2 separate regions of the Mus musculus genome follow, and region 2 is linked to region 1. Evidence: chromatin contacts called from ENCODE POLR2A ChIA-PET data. All regions are on one chromosome and are shown on one strand. The core of a region is the stretch at or near the end of the contact, and the rest is flanking DNA. Distances in the headings are between cores, read along the strand shown.

Evidence for each region. ChIA-PET counts read pairs that join two places held with the same protein, here RNA polymerase II (POLR2A).
Region 2: POLR2A ChIA-PET joins it to region 1 with 14 read pairs in Patski. The contact joins the enhancer-like site here to the promoter of Uqcc3 in region 1. POLR2A ChIA-PET finds 5 or more read pairs at or near these places in 3 of 5 experiments (Patski and embryonic stem cell).

What each region holds. Positions count from the first base shown.
Region 1 is chr19:8,879,607-8,882,306 of GRCm38, forward strand. Uqcc3 (ubiquinol-cytochrome c reductase complex assembly factor 3) reads right to left here and starts at 1,327. Exons shown (of 2, transcript NM_001160356.1): 1 at 1,100-1,327; 2 at 408-1,010. The coding sequence starts at 1,219. The coding sequence ends at 861.
Region 2 is chr19:9,108,370-9,111,255 of GRCm38, forward strand. No RefSeq gene overlaps it. Among named protein-coding and RNA genes, the nearest start is that of Gm41805, 10 kb to the left of the region's middle. Within about 2 kb of position 1,306, at least 1 of the 3 ENCODE cell types and tissues checked has a DNase peak (open chromatin) inside an H3K27ac peak, as active enhancers do.

The DNA of each region.
Region 1 (2,700 bases), core at 77-2,576:
CTTACCTCACCTCCCTGAGTCCTGGGGTTATAGGTGTGTGTCGTGCTATGTTTGGATTGACATGCAGTTCCAGTAATAGTAAGTCGGATTCTCTTAAGAGGCTTGAACCAAAGTAAATAGTAAAGAGGAGGCATTGGAACAGTCAAGAAACCCTTCTCCAACTTTGCTTAAAGGACAGAAGTCCTGTTAGTATTCACTGCAAACCTAATATTCAAGGACTACTCTAATTTGAAGACTGTGGCTTGGAGCTGGGCGTGGGATTTCACTCCTTTATCCACAGCACTTGGGAGTGGAGGAAGGATGCTGTCTCAAAGAAGAATTTGTCTAGGTAACATGGCTCAGTGGGTGAAATCGTTTTGCCTACAAGCTGGATAGAGTGTATAAATAGAGATGGTCTTTCCAAAGTGTTCGGTGACTTCCGACTTTCATTTTTCATTCACACAACACACATTGTGACATACAAAACCAGACTTTTTCCTAAAGTCTTTTACCCAACAGTTGCAGAAGCAAACTTAGATCATATGACCTATTTTGAATAGTCAGAAAACTTATTGGACTTAAGAACTCTCAGGGGTAGGATGGCATGCAGTTGCCTAGGTCTTCAGCGCACATTGCGCTCTCTCACAGCTCTCTAAGCATTAGATGTCCAGCTGCGAAATCCACTTAATGGATGAACTGCATTTATTAGTTCCGTTGGTTCCACACATCCGACCCTGTCAGGCGATGTGCTCTTTAAAGGCGTTCCCCCAACCGCAGTTCCCAGTGACTTGGAGAGAGTCCTGGTGTATCTCCCGACTCCATGTCCGGAGCACCAAGAAAGGAGCCTTACAGGTTCCCGTGACCACGGGCGAGCTCTGGTGTCATGCTGACCTGCCATCCCCGCTAACTGTCCAGTTTCTCCTCCAGGCCACGTTCTCCTTCGTGGCTGCGGCGTCCTTCAGGGTAGCCATCACCAGTTCCGTGGTCCTGACTGCTTCGTCCCTGCGCCGCGAGTCCCTTTCCGGCATCTCCTGCGGGCAAGAAGGATGTTTGCATTCTGGGCGAAAAGACAGGGGCTCGTCCCACGCACACCCAGCTCGGGGAGTCCGGTTGTTTTTACCTGCAGCATCGACTGCTTCTGTAGTTCTCCTGGGGTCACAAGAGCAAACAGAATAGAACCCACGCCAGCTCCCCCGCCTAGCACTGCAACTGCCACAAGTGCTTTACGAGCCACCTCCATGGCGGATTACACTACAAAAGAGGTGCCGTCCGCTTCCTCCCGCAGCCTAGAAGGAAGCCATGACATCTCACCGCTCCCTATGCGGGCTAGAGCGACCTAGGAGAGGGGCGGGGCCGGGCCTCAAATCATAGAGAAACAGCTGGGCTAGAGAGGGCTAAACACACGCGCACGTGCACACACAGAAATTTTTTTAAAAGTTGGAGCTGGAGAGATGCCTCAAAGGTTAAGCTCTCCCAAATGACCTTGGTTCAATTTCCCAGTATCTCACAACTGTCTGAAAATCCAATTCTAGGGAATCTGACACTCTCATACAGACATCCGTGCAAGCAAAACCAATGCACATTAAAAAAAAAAAATAGCGCTAAGCACCTTTGCTTTCAAAGAGTGCATGGTTGCTATGGATATTTCAATTGCCATTTTTTTCTGAGTAATGATAGTGCATGCCTTGGAAGGCAGAGGCAGGTGGATCACTGAGTTCAGGGCCAGCTTGGTCTACAGAGTTCCAGGACAGCTGGGGCAACACAAAGAAACCCTGTCCCGATAAAGAAACAAACCAAACCAAAAAAGCATTGCCAGTTTTCTTCCTTCCTTCCTTCCTTCCTTCCTTCCTTCCTTCCTTCCTTCCTTCCTTTCTTTCTTTCTTTCTTTCTTTCTTTCTTTCTTTCTTTCTTTCTTTCTTTCTTTCTTTCTTTCTGATTTATTTACTTGTTTTATGTATATGAATACACTGTAGCTGTCTTCAGACACACCAGAAGAGGGCATCTGATCCTATTATTACAGATGATTGTGAGCCACTATGTGGTTGCTGGGAATTGAACTCAGGACTTCTGGAAGAGCAGTCAGTGCTTTTAACCACTGAACCATCTCACCAGCCCGCATTGCCTGTTTTCAACCCTTGGAAGTTTCAAATTAATAAAGGACTGCTCAGCTACTGTTTTAAGTATACAATGTAATATAACAGCTAACATCTGAAATCTTAGTATTTAAGAAAAGTGAATCTGAAAGATTCTGATTTGGAGGCCAATCAAGTCTTCATTGGAAGACCTTGTTTCAAAACAAAGCATATAGGGGTTAGGACAAACACTTCAAAGCCATGTGTACAGAATAGGAAACAGATTTTTGTTTTTCTCTTCAGAGTATTGGACAAGCTTGGTACGACCGTGTGTGTGTGTGTGTGTGTGTGTGTGTGTGTGTGTGTGTGTGTTTACTTAATATGGTCCCCCCTCTTTTTTTTTTTAAGAGCTTGTAGGATTTCACTTTGTAGTCCTGATTGCCCTAGATCTTTCTAAGTAGACCAGGCTAGCATTGAGGTCTCAGAGTTTTGCCTGCCTGTTCTTCTAGAGAGCTGGAGTTTAAGGCTTATGCTACCAAACCTGGCTCCTCTTCATCATTGTTGTCATTGTCATCATAAGCAGGTTCTTAGCTCTCTTCGCTGGTTTTGAGCATACTCTGTAGTCTAAGAAACCTTGTATTTACAACCT
Region 2 (2,886 bases), core at 56-2,555, 230 kb after region 1:
TTTTTTGTTTCTGCTTCCCAGGTTTGGCATTACATGTCTGTAACACAACCCATGGATTTTTTTTACACAGGTGCCGGAGAGATAAGAACTCAGGACTTCTTGCTTGAACATCAAGCTTTTCCCCTCTGAGCCATTTTTCAAGCAGCTACTTTGTTGCAGGTCATTTTTCTCTTAAAAATACTTAATGAAAGACTGCTGACCTTTGAGAATCCAGGACCTGTCCCCTTCTGGCATGTAGGTATACATGCAGACAGAGCACTCCTTATATTAAAAGAAAAATAATTAAAAATCCTTCCAGAGGTCCTGAGTTCAATTCTCAGCAACCAGATAGTGGTGGCCTATGACCATCTATAAAGGGAGCCGATGCCCTCTTCTGGCATGTAGATATGCAGGCAGACAGATCACCCTGCATAAAAAAAAAGCATTGGGGACCTGCCCTAGGTACTAAGTGGTGACTATTGAGCCTTCTAGGATGAGAAGACTCAAACTATTGTTTTTATTTGACAGGGTCTCATATAGCCCAGGCTGGCCTCAAACTCCTTATATGGCTGAGGTCACCCCTGAAACTCCAGAGCCTCCTGCTTTACCAAGTGCTGGGAATATAGCTGTGTGTCATTGTACCTGCCTCCAACCTCTTTTCTTCTTGGCACCAAATTATAACCTCAGAACCCAAGTTCCTGAGTTCTGTATAGAATCTACAAAGTGCCGGTAAGAGCATAGTAGATGTTAAATCTGAGATGATGTTAAGTTCTCATCCACACTTGTTTTATTTATCAATCTAATCATGTTACTTTCTAGACTCTGTACAGAAGTCAGGAGCTTTGGTTCTGAAAACCCAATTTCATTTTAATATTGGGTTGATGAAAAGCAGAATTTGAAGGATAAAGTTATTAGGATATGTTGGTTTTCCCAACCTCTGACCCAGAATGCTTTTGGGCTGCCCCTAGATCTGGATGACATCTGGCTGGGGGCCACAGGACTTGTGAATGGGGAAGTTGACATAAACACATTTAACATGCCCCGAGGGACTCTCTTTAGCTCCACACTCCCACCCCTGCCAAAGGTCTGGATGCCTGAGTTTTCTTTTCACATTTCTGACTCCTTGGGACACAGAACTCACTATGGCTCAACTCTCCCTGGATGTCTGAATGTGGCATTTAAGCTGTGGAAGGAGTCACACAAATGACACCCATAAACCACACCCACCTGTCCCAGTCCTGTTGATGGCCCAAACATCCTCCCTGCTCCATTCCTGACCTGGGTTGCCTCTGATTTCTGCTGGCCCTCACTCCTCTCAGGGAGCAGGACACCTGTGGTTTGTGGGGGTAGCTCCCTGTTGCCCCAGAATAGCTACAGAATCTAAACACTGTGAGGATTTTGTGCAATGTTGACAGACGGGAGGTCTGGGAGGGGTAACCCCATCCAGCCTCCCTCACCCTCCATCTCTGATGACAGGGATGCATACCCCACTTTCCCCGCTGTGACAAGGAGCAAGTCAGAGAGTTTATTTATTTATTTATTTATTTATTTTTTGTTTTGTTTTGTTTTGTTTTTTGTTTTCCCGAGACAGGGTTTCTCTGTGCAGTCCTGGCTGTCCTGGAACTCACTCTGTAGACCAGGCTGGCCTTGAACCCAGAAATTCACCTGCCTCTGCCTCCCAAGTGCAGAGAGCTTATTTGAAAACACAAATTAAACCATTTTCTGAGCAGCAGCTACAAGGTAGAGGCCCTCTCTTACCTGGGAGAGGGCTGGCTTCCATGTCTCTTGTTGTACAGTTGCCTAGGTTCTCGTCTTTTGGTTCTAATTATCCTACCATTTTGGCTTGTAGTGACCAAATGGCAATTTACCTGTCTTTGTAGCTGAAAGATATGACTAAAGGCAGGGGCCAGGACAGTTTGACCCTTGAACCCTGATGACCAGTAGCAGGCCTGGGTATTGTACAGCTCTGCTTTAAAATAAATTGTAGTGTTGGGTGGAAAGGAGGGTTGTGATGAGGAACCCTGTCAGTTTCAGATGCTGTATAGGCCAGACTCCTCTTGGGTGCCTATAAGCTGCCTATATATTGTAGTTTGCTGCCCTCTTGTGGTGTAGAGGTGCTCATACAACTGGTGGTCATTTTTTCTTGGACAGTTATTTGCTAGTTAGTAACACATGAGATAATAACGAGAACTATTTGTGGTCTCAATGGTGGTCTTCCATTTCTAGTGAAATACTTATGGATTTCACTAGAAAACACACACTGGGATTTTACAAAGGGGTGGACCATCAGGTACCCCAGGACCACGCTGCTCAGTCCAAGAAGTCAGAGCAGAGTACCTACAGGTCTGCTAACCAGGGCTACCTCTCTTGTGCATGGTAAAATGGACAACTTCAAGATAAGACCTTCCACTTGCTTCTCTGCTCCCATCCCCTTTCCCTCCGAATATCTAGGGACTGTTATTTTCTCCAAAGGGTCTCTTCTCTCTTCAGCCCTACCATGGCTGCTGCTTCGTCTACTCTTACCTTCTCTGGTTCACAGGGCAGATCTCAAGCCTCTTCCTCAGTAACTCAGAATATGACTACATTTGGGGACAGGATCACCAAAGGAGGAATGAACTTAAAATAAGGATGCCGTGGGGCTGGGGAAATCCAAATTCATGTGAGTACAAGAGGAGGGCTCTTTGTGTTCTAAAAACCTCTCACCAGGCAGGATGGTGCATGTCTATAGGCCTACAATCTCAGCACTTAGGAGGCTGAGGCTGAAGGATTGAGAAGTTAAAGGTCAGATTGTGCTATACAGAAAGATTCCATTACAAACAAAACAAAACAAAAAACAAAAACCCTAACAAAGCAACAATATTCTCCAAAGCCCCCACCAACCAACCAACCAACCAACCAACCAACCAA